Linked DNA regions of Homo sapiens: region 2 is linked to region 1. A link is an interaction called in ENCODE POLR2A ChIA-PET data of the cell type or tissue named here. Cell type or tissue: Panc1. All regions are shown on one strand.

What was found. Peaks named below come from ENCODE experiments on the same cell type or tissue, not always from the same donor. Only the 100,000 strongest peaks of a DNase experiment are listed, where the experiment ranks them.
Region 2: POLR2A ChIA-PET joins it to region 1 with 6 read pairs; 2 of 35 experiments call an interaction of 5 or more read pairs at or near these places.

The regions. Positions count from the first base shown.
Region 1 is chr3:128,842,319-128,847,318 of GRCh38, reverse strand. It overlaps MIR12124 (microRNA 12124), which reads right to left and starts at 511; the gene lies at 411-511. It also overlaps the pseudogene MARK2P17. RefSeq lists enhancers at 1-43, 44-1,041, 1,004-1,053, 1,042-2,039 and a silencer at 1,254-1,463. In Panc1, CTCF peaks have their summits at 817 and 1,016; no DNase peak of the experiment used is centred here; H3K4me3 peaks cover 831 bases; H3K27ac peaks cover 419 bases.
Region 2 is chr3:128,742,734-128,747,733 of GRCh38, reverse strand. All of the region lies in intron 1 of RAB7A (RAB7A, member RAS oncogene family), which reads right to left. Among named protein-coding and RNA genes, the nearest start is that of RAB7A, 19 kb to the right of the region's middle. In Panc1, no CTCF peak of the experiment used is centred here; no DNase peak of the experiment used is centred here.

The DNA of each region.
Region 1 (5,000 bases):
CTTTACATGCTAATAATCTGCCCTTCTGTCCCCTAGATGTCTGCCTTGTGCAACATGGAATGATGAAAATCTAGAAACTGGAATCTAACTCCTGGCCCTAGTCAGGACTCAGGTTTTGTGAAAGGGAGAAAAAAAAAAAAGCAACTCCCCATCAAAACCAATACCTAGTCTAGAGCCTGATATAAGCGCCACTCAAAACATGTTTCCTTCCATTATTCTTCTATAGCCAGGTAACTATTCCTAAAATAGAAGCCCCTGAGACCACTGAGAAGCATTGCAGTGTGGAGTGACAAGGGTCTGAGAGCCGGTCTTACTGTCCCTTGTCCCCCAATCACAGTTAACATGAAGCCGAACTCCAGAGAAGAGCCAGGCCCATAGGGCATTTAGATTTTACTCCAAGTCTAATTCCCAGTCCAGTGCTCCTGCCTCCAGCATCTGCATTTCCTCTGTCCGCCTGGCCGAGGAAGGGGTGCGTGGCAGAGTGCAGAGCATGGGGAAAGAAAGCGAGGCCCACGGGTAGCCCCAGGAGGGCGGTGCGATGCATTCAGCTCTCGCCCCCTGCCTGGGTGCAGGCCTCCAAGTGGGTCTTCCTGTTTCTCCATCTTCTGAGGCCCAAAGCTTCCTCAGAGCCTCCGTGGGTCCCACCCCCGCACCCATCACACGGTGTCTGGGCCCTGCCTGCCTGGCTCACATCCCCACCCCCACCCGCTGCCCTAGTTCCATCCTGGGACAGCCCACTGGGCACTGCGGTTCCCCCTCTTAGAAGACTTTCACAGGCCCTGCCTGTCCCTTTTGCCAATCAAGTGAATGTCATCTCCTCAGAGAAGCCCTCCCTTAGCACCCCATCTGCAGTAGGGTCACCCCCATCTTCCATCATCACTTTTCCTGGTGTTTCCTTCCTAGCCCCTGTCCCTACTGGGAGTTTTCTGTACTGATAGACCAGTCTCTCTCGCCCACCAGGGGGCCAGCGTGTCTGTCTTCTCTGTCCCAGCACACTGAATGATTATTTGTGGGCATAAATGAAATGAAGGCCCCCGAGGTGCTGTGGCCCTGGTGCAGCCACGTCCCGGCGGGCGGCACTGAGGAAGGACAAGCTCCAAAACCCAGGGCTCCAAAGGACCCATGGAAGGTCGGGAGGCTCAGAGGAGTGACCCCGCGGCTGGGCCAGCGCTTTGAGGCCCGTAGGGACCCAGCTGATAGGGCTTGGGTGAGACCTCCGGAGGCGCTGAGCGGGCCGGGAGCCGCGGGACCTGCAGAGGGCGCCAGTCCGTGTGGGGGCAGCAGCGCCAGAGGGCCCTTGGCCTTGGCCTTTGGCGGTTGAGTGTGGGTTTTTGGCGGTTGAGGGCGGGCAGTTGGCTGTTGGGCACCCCGCCCCTGCCGCCTGGCCCCGCCCCTGTCTCCATGGAGACCCGAGGCTACCCAAACGGCATCTCAGCCCTGCCAGGCAATCCAGGACTCCCAGCTGAGCCTGCAGCAGGGCTCCTCCCGAGGGGCTGTGCATGTTTCCCCGGGGTGGGGCTGAAGCCAGAGCCCGGAGGTTTGCCCGTGGGGCACGGATCCCCCTGTCACTCGCCCCCACGGGCTGCAGTGAAGGAGGCTCTGATGGGAGGATTTCCAGCTCCTACCCTGCAAGGATATGAACCCCAGGGAAGGCATTCCTGCTCTGGGGACTGCCTCCCTCCCCAACATCAGAGCCAGCCATCGCAGAAGCTAGGCCAAGCTGACCACTCTTGTCTGTGATCTCTGCTAGGGAGGCTGAAAGAACATCCAGCCCCACCCGTGGTTCCTTTCTGCCTCAAGCTATATGACAATACGACACCTTATCTATTTTTTCATTTCCACTGGAGACACTAGTAAAACAATTCCTCACCCTCAGCCCCAGGGAGCGGCCCCCACTAAACCAGCTGATGTGGAATTCCTGGGTCAATGCTGGCCGGGAGGTGCTGCTGACACCATACAGAGAACCTGGGCACCTGCGCCCCCTACAGCCCTGGTCATGGTGGCTAGGGGATTCCAGCCCGAGAACATCTCAGTGTCAACACTGGAAAAGAAATCAACTCTCCCATGGCACATACCTCGTTTTAGAACACACAAAAGAACAGAAGAGGAAGCGCTCCACCATCAGAGCAATGGCCCTTCCTCCTGGGGTTCCCATCTGTCCTTCCCCGTCTGCCAAAGTTTCCACCTTCCCAGCAAAACCAAAGGGGGCTCAAAGCAAGCCAGTATTTCCTACTTGTCATTTTCAGTTGCCCAAGCAGGGACAGAAGTCAGAGAAAGTCAGATAAGAGTCTTGTTTCCCCCAAGAGAACAGGACTAGGAAGCCAGAAGCGGGTTGGGGACCAGGTGGGAATGCTGTGGGCCCCCTTGTCTCCCCAGTGTGCTGCTGTCCTTAAAATCCACTTTGGGAGTGAGGGTCCTCCAGGTGTCAATACTGAATCTCCCTCCACCCAATGCCAGTTTGCAACCCCAGACGGGGTCCCTGTGGGCTCTGCTTGAGCTCCCGAAGGGCCGGCCCCTCAGAGTCTGTCTTCCCCACCTTGCTGCCATCCACCCTCGGGAAGTGCCAGCCCTGTGAGAGGAGGCGCCCTCCCCAGGCCTGGCTTCCACTGGCACTGGACAAGGCCATAATTGTTTCTGGCCCATGACCTGTGGTACAGCCTGACATCTCTTCTCTGGAAGCCAGGGCTCCAGGCTCAGCCAGCTAGGCTGGATCAAGAGACCATAGGGAAGTGGCTTCAGGCACCAGAACAAAGCCCACAAAGAGAAAGCCCCCTCCAGTATCAACTCATGCCAGGCCTCAGGAGCCGTGTGGCCCTAGGTACAGGCCGGGCAACCTTGGCTTGTTCACCTCCCTTTGCGGCAGCGTAGCTAGGAGGCACCATAGAGCCGGGATCGGCCTCCACCTCACCTGGCAAAAAGATACAAAACTATGGGATCCTTGACACCATCCGCCAGGGAACTGGCCCGGCATAGGCTAACTGGGACCCAAATTGTCCTCCAAATCATCCCTAAGAAGGCTGGCCTTGCTCTCTAGAGAGAGAGATGAGTATCATGAAGACTCTCTATCACCCAAATATCATTCAGTTCCACCAGGTGACTGACAAGGTGGAAACCATGTATGTGGTGATGGAGTACGCCAGAGGAGGAGAGCTACAGCACCAGATATGCCACCAAGGCCACATCGAGGAAGAGGAGGCCTGAACCATGTTCAGGCAGATTCTGTCAGCCCTGCACTACTGCCACTTGAAGAACATCACACATCCACACACAAAACATGCTACTCAATGAGGAACGCAATATAAAAATCATGGACTTTGGCTTTAGCATGACATTCGGGGAGGCATAGATGCTGAAAACATTTTGTGGCGCGCACCCCTACGTGGCCACGGAACTCTTCCTGGGCCAGGAGTGCCAGCGCCACCATGATTGTATGGAGCCTCCGTGCCACACTGTATTCCATGGTGGCCGGGGCCCTGCCCTTCTACTCAGGGAACCCTACAGGCCTCAAGAAAAAATGATCAGTGCAGAATACCGTTCACCACAATTTTTTTCCCCAACGAATGGAAAGACTTATTAAAAAGTGACTAATGCTGGACCCCAAGGAGTGTCCTTCACTGGAACAAGTGATGAAAAATCCATAGGTGAAAAGTGTCCAGAGGTTGCCAGTCACACCACACCAAGAGCCACTCCTGGACCACCCGAACCCCAAACAACCCAACTTGTGGTGGCCATGGGATTCCAGGCCAAGAACATCTCAGTGTCATCAATGGAAAACAAATCAACTATCCCAAGCAACCTCTCATTTTAGATCACAGAAAACAACAGAAGAGGAAACACTCCACCATCAGAGCATCGTCCCTTTTTCCTGGGGTTCCCACTGTCCTTCCCCATCTGCCAAAGTTTCCATTTCCCAGTAAAACCAAAGAAGGCTCTAAGCAAGCCAGTATTTCCTACTTATCATTTTCAGCTGCCCAAGAAAGGCCAGAAGTCAGAGAAAGTCAGATAAAATTCTCCTTCCCCGCAAGAGAAAAGGACCAGAAAGCCGGAAGCAGGCTGGGGACAGGCTGGGAGTGTTGTGGGGCCCCTTGTCTCCCTAATGTGCTGCTGTCCTTAACATCCACTTTGGGGGTAAGGGTCCCCAGGTGTCAATACCGAATCTCCCTCCACCCAGTGCCAGTTTGCAACCCCAGAGAGAGGGTCCCTGTGGGCCCTGCTTGATTTTCTCAAGGGCCCCTCAGAGTCTGTCCCTCTGCCTTGCTGCTGTGCCCCACTGGAAGTGCCCGCCCTGTGGGAAGCAGGCCTGGCTTCCATTTGCATCAGACAAGGCGAGAGTTGTTTCTGACCTGTGACCTGTGGTAGAGCTTGACATCTCTTCTCCAGAAGCCCAGGGCTCCAGGCTCATTGAGCTGGGCTGGGTCAAGAGACCACAGAGAAAGGGGCTCCAGGCACCAGGGCAAAACCCACAGACAGAAAGTGCCCTCCAGTGTCCACCCAGGCCGGGCCTCAAGAGCCATGCAGCCCTCAGTGCAGGCCAGGCAACCTTGGCTTGTTCATCTCCCTTTACCTCCAGCAGCCTCTGTTGGGGGGACATTCTTCTTGGGAGGGACTGACAGCCATGGAGGGGTGGGAGCAGGCCTGAGCAGGGTGGGGTCCCTAGAGGCAACCCAGAGAGCAGGGTCAGGCAGCCGAGGGGCTCCAGCTCCACTGTCCAGGTGAGGAAACCGAGGCTGAAGAGAAATCAGGTAGCATTTCTGATATGGTTTGGCTGTGTTCCCACCCAAATCTCATCTTGAATTGTAACTCCCACAGTTCTCAAGTGTCGTGAGGGGAATGTGGTGGGAGGTAATTGAGTTATGGGGGCGGGTCTTTCCCATGTTGTTCTTGCGATAGTGAATGAGTTTCACCATATCTGATGGTTTAAAAAACCATCTGTTCCCTTCCTCAGAAGACTTCCACAGGCCCTGCCCATCCCTTTTGTCAATCAAGTGACTGTCACCACC
Region 2 (5,000 bases), 100 kb after region 1:
TGCAGGCCCAAAGACCCACCACACAGCTAGAAATAAAGTGGCACCAATGGACAGCTGAGGCCAAGAAATAAACCAAGTATGTGGGGTGGCTGAGATTCATTTTCTTTTCATTTCATTTCATTTCTTTATTTCATTTCATTTCATTATTTCATGGAGTTTTGCTCTTCTTGCCCAGGCTGGAGTGCAATGGCGTGATCTCGGCTCACTGCAACCTCCGCCTCCTGGGTTCAAGCAATTCTCCTGCCTCAGCCTCCCAAGTAGCTGGTATTACAGGCATGTGCCACCATGCCCAGCTAATTTTGTATTTTTAGTAGAGATGGAGTTTCTCCATGTTGGTCAGGCTGGTCTTGAACTCCTGACCTTAGGTCATCTGCCCACCTCGGCCTCCCAAAGTGCTGGGATTACAGGCGTGAGCCACTGCGCCCGGCCGATTATTTTTTAAGAGACAGGGTCTTGTTCTGTCACCCAGGCTGGAGTACAGTGGCAGGATCATAGCTCACTGTAATCTCAAACTTCTGGGCTCAAGCAATACTCTTGCCTGATCCTCACAAGTAGCTAGGGCTACAGATATACACCAACAAGCCTATTTTTTTGTAGAGATAGAGTATTGCTATGTTGCTCAGGCTGATTAAACTCCTGGCCTCAGTGATCTTTGCCCTTCGGCCTCCCAAAGTGCTGGGATTACAGGTATGTGAACCACCGCACCCAGCCTATTATGTTTCAGTTAATATGATTTTTAATTACCAAATCATAATTGTATACATTTATGGGTACCATGTGATGTTTAGATATATGTATACAATATGGAATGATTAAGTTAAGCTAACTAACATATATCTATCACCTCAGAAAAACAATTACCACGTGATATCACCAATGTGTTGAATCTTAAAAAGTTGAACCCCGGCCGGGCCGGGTGGCTCACACCTGTAATCCCAGCACTTCGGGAGGCCAAGGCGGGTGGATCACGAGGTTAAGAGATCGAGACCACCCTGGCTAACATGGTGAAACCCCGTCTCTACTAAAAAATACAAAAAATTAGCTGGGCGTGGTGGCATGTGCCTGTAGTCCCAGCTACTCGGGAGGCTGAGGCAGGAGTATGGCATGAACCTGGGAGGCGGAGCTTGCAGTGAGCCAAGATTGCGCCACTGCACTCCAGCCTGGGAGACAGAGCGAGACTCCATCTCCAAAAACAAAATAAAAAATAAAAAATAAAAAAATAAAAAAAATAAATAAAAATGTTGAACCCCAACCCGGTCAATACAGTGAGACCGCATCTCTACAAAAAATAAAAGTAAACAGGTGTGACAGTGTAGGCCTATTGTCCCAGCTCATTGAGAGGCTGAGGCAGAAGGATCACTTGAACCCAGGAGTCCAAGGCTGCAGTGAGCTATGATTGAGCCACTGCACTCTAGCCTGGGTAACACAGCAAGACTCTGTCTCTAAAAATCAAAGAAAAATTTAAAAGCTAAAAATAAACAGTTGAACCCACAGAAGTAGAGAGTAGACTGATGGTGAACAGAGGCTGGGGTGGTGGGAGAGAGAAATAATGGAGGGTTGTTTATCAAAGGGTACAATGTTTCGGACAGGAGGAATAACTTTCTAATCTACTGCACAGCAGGGTGACTACAGTCAATAATAAATATTTGGACATTTCAGAATATCCGAGTCTATTTCAAATGTCTCCTTGCATTTAGAATAGAAAGCAACAAGATCCCGAGCTCCATGGATCCTGACAATACAGCATGGCAGGTCAGCCAAGCATGGACTTAAATAGGTGCCAGGGGGCGCTGGTCAAGAAGCCCACATTGCTGTGTGACCAGCACACTCAGCTCAGAGGACTCAACCAGCAGAGGATGGATGTGTGCAAACTGCCAACAAAGTCTCTGCATGGGATTCAAGTCAAGAGGACAACTGGCACCCCTGTGGCCTTCAAAAGCATCCTATTCAAAGTAAGGGGTGAGTCCCTCCATCCCACCTGGAGCAATGTCAGAGCCTGGACTGTGTTTCCTGGAACACTTCTCCCCTTCCCTGCTCTTCTGTGTCTTTTCTTAATAAGATGGTGCTCACCCGGGCCTGGTGGCTCAGGCCGGTAATCCCAGCACTTTGGGAGGCTGAGGCATGTGGATCACTTGAGGTCAGGAATTCGAGACCAGCCTGGCCAACATGGCGAAACCCCGTCTCTACTAAAAATACAAAAATTAGTTGGGCATGGTGGTGCGCGCACCTGTAATCCCAGCTACTCAGGAGGCTGCGGTGGGAGAACTGCTTGAACCAGGGAGGCAGAGGCTGCAGTGAGCTGAGATCATGCCACTGCACTCCAGCCTGGGCAACAAAGCAAAACTCTGTCTCCAAAACAAAAAAAAAGATGATTCTTAATAAACTACTGTTTCTTCCAAATTTTACAGTACAACTGAAACTCCAGAAAGATGGGTCACATCTAATTTTGCTGTTTTGCACCCTCCCTGCAGAATTGGGGCAGTGCATACCCTAGTTTAGGCAACAGGTAGACACGCAGTACTTGAAGTTAACCAGAAAAATTTAATGAAAAAGTGACTTCAGCCGGGCGCGGCAGCTCACGCCTATAATCCCAGCACTTTGGGAGGCCGAGACGGGTGGATCATGAGGTCAGGAGATTGAGACCATCCTGGCTAACACAGTGAAACCCTGTCTCTACTAAAAATACAAAAAAATTAGCCAGGTGTGGTGGCGGATGCCTGTAGTCCCAGCTACTCGGGATGCTGAGGCAGGAGAATGGTGTGAACCCAGGAGGCAGAGCTTGCAGTGAGCCGAGATCGCACCACTAAACTCCAGCCTGGGCAACAGAGCGAGAATCTGTCTCAAAAAAAAAAAAAAAGAAAAAGAAAAAAAGAAAAAGTGACTTCAGAGAAGTATCAAGGAAACCTCAACAGCAAAAAATTATTACAAGTGGCTCTGAGCCAAATGCAGGGCAGAAACACACACATTGTATGTGACCTCACACTGACATTACCTGGTTAGCTTTTCACAAGGACCAATGGCAACTTTAAATCCTGTGGGCCTGTGTTAATTGGGCCAAAAGGTCCACAATAGGATAAGGAATTCTTGTGAACCAGGCTGTGCTGGGAGCTATACAAGTGGCACAGGTGTGGTCCCCAAAGCAGCTTAGCAGATCACTTGGCTGTGCTGCTGAGGTTCCCAACTGGATAATGAAGGAGTGTGGCCTTTCCACTGTGATGTTTTCTTTTTATTACAGTGGAATGTAGTCGATAATAATGCATCATATTTCAAATAATAATGTATCATATTTCAAAATATCTAAGAGAATAAATTTCAAATGTCTCCCAAATGGATCAGTCCCTCTAAGAGGGCTGACCCAGGTATGGGCCTTTCTGTCTGCCCAAATCTATTGGTGAACCCCTCTAATAAAGTTTTCATCTCAGTTATTGTACTTTTATGCTCCAGAATTTCTGTATAGTTCCTTTTTATAGTTTCTATCTTTTTGAGACTGGGTCTCACTCTGTCACCCAGTGGAGTGCAGTGATGTGACCATAACTCAATGCAGCCTCCAACCGCAGGGCTCAAGTGATCCTCCCACTCTAGCCTCCCAAGTAGCTGGACTACAGGCATGTGCCAATTTTTTTTTTTTTTTAAGAGCAAGAATTTGGCCAGGTGCGGTGGCTCACACCTGTAATCCCAACACTTTGGGAGGTCAAGGCAGGTGGATCATCTGAGGTCAGGAATTCAATACCAGCCTGGCCAACATGGTGAAACCCCGTCTTTACTAAAAATACACAAGTTAGCTGGGTGTGGTGGTGGGCGCCTATAAACCCAGCTACTCGGGAGGCTGAGGAGGAGAATCGCTTGAACCCAGGAGATGGAGGTTGCAGTGAGCCGAAATCATGCCACTACACTCCAGCCTGGGAGACAGAGCGAGACTGTCTCAGAAAAAAAAAAAAAAAGAGAGAGAGAAATTATTTTGTCATGTTGAATAGGCTGATATTGAACGTATAGGCTCAAGCAATCCTCCCATCTTGGCCTCCCAAAGTGCTGGCGTTACAGGCATGAGCCACTGCACCCAGCCTCTTTCTTGATTTTGTTCAGAGACTGTATTTCTGCTCTCCTTCAGTTCTTCATCTGTGGTTCCTTTAGTCCACTGAGCATATTGCTGACAGTTGCTCTAATGTCTTTGGCTAGCAATTCCAATGTCCAAGCTGAGACCCCATCTCTACAAAAAAAATTAGTCAGGCATGGTGGTACACACCTGTGGTCCCAGTGAGAGGTGACAACATGCTGGTGGCCCTTGCTCGCTCTCAGCACCTCCTCGGCCTCGGCGTCTGCTCTGGCCATGCTTGAGGACCCCTTCAGCCTGCTGCTGTACTGTGGGAGCCCCTCTCTGGGCTGGCCAAGGCTGGAGCCGGCTCCCTCTGCTTGCAGGGAGTTGTGGAGGGAGAGGCATGGGCGGGAAACTGGGGCTGCGCGCGGCACTCGCGGACCAGCGGGAGTTCCGGGTGGGTGTGGGCTTGGAGGGCCCCACACTCGGAGTGGCCGGCTGGCGCCACCGGCCTGGGGCAGTGAGGGGCTTAGCACCCAGGCCAGCAGATGTGGAGGGGGCACCGGGTCCCCCAGCACCGCCAGCCCACCTGTGCCACATTCGAATTCTCACCAGGCCTCAGCTGCCTCCCCGTGGGGCAGGGCTCTGGACCTGCAGCCCGCCATGCCCGAGCCCTCCTGCGGTGGGCTCCCGTGAAGCCCGAGCCTCCCCGACGGGCACCGCCCCCTGCTCTGCAGCGCCTGGTCCCATCGGCAGCCCAAGGGCTGAGGAGTGCAGGTGCGCAGCATGGGACTGCTGGGCAGCTCCGCCCGTGGCCCTGGCACGGGATCCGCTAGGCGAAGCCAGCTGGGCTCCTGAGTCGAGTGGGGACTTGAAGAACTTTTATGTCTAGCTAGAGGATTGTAAATACACCAATCAGCACTCTGTGTCTAGCTAATCTAGTGGGGACTTGGAGAACCTTTATGTC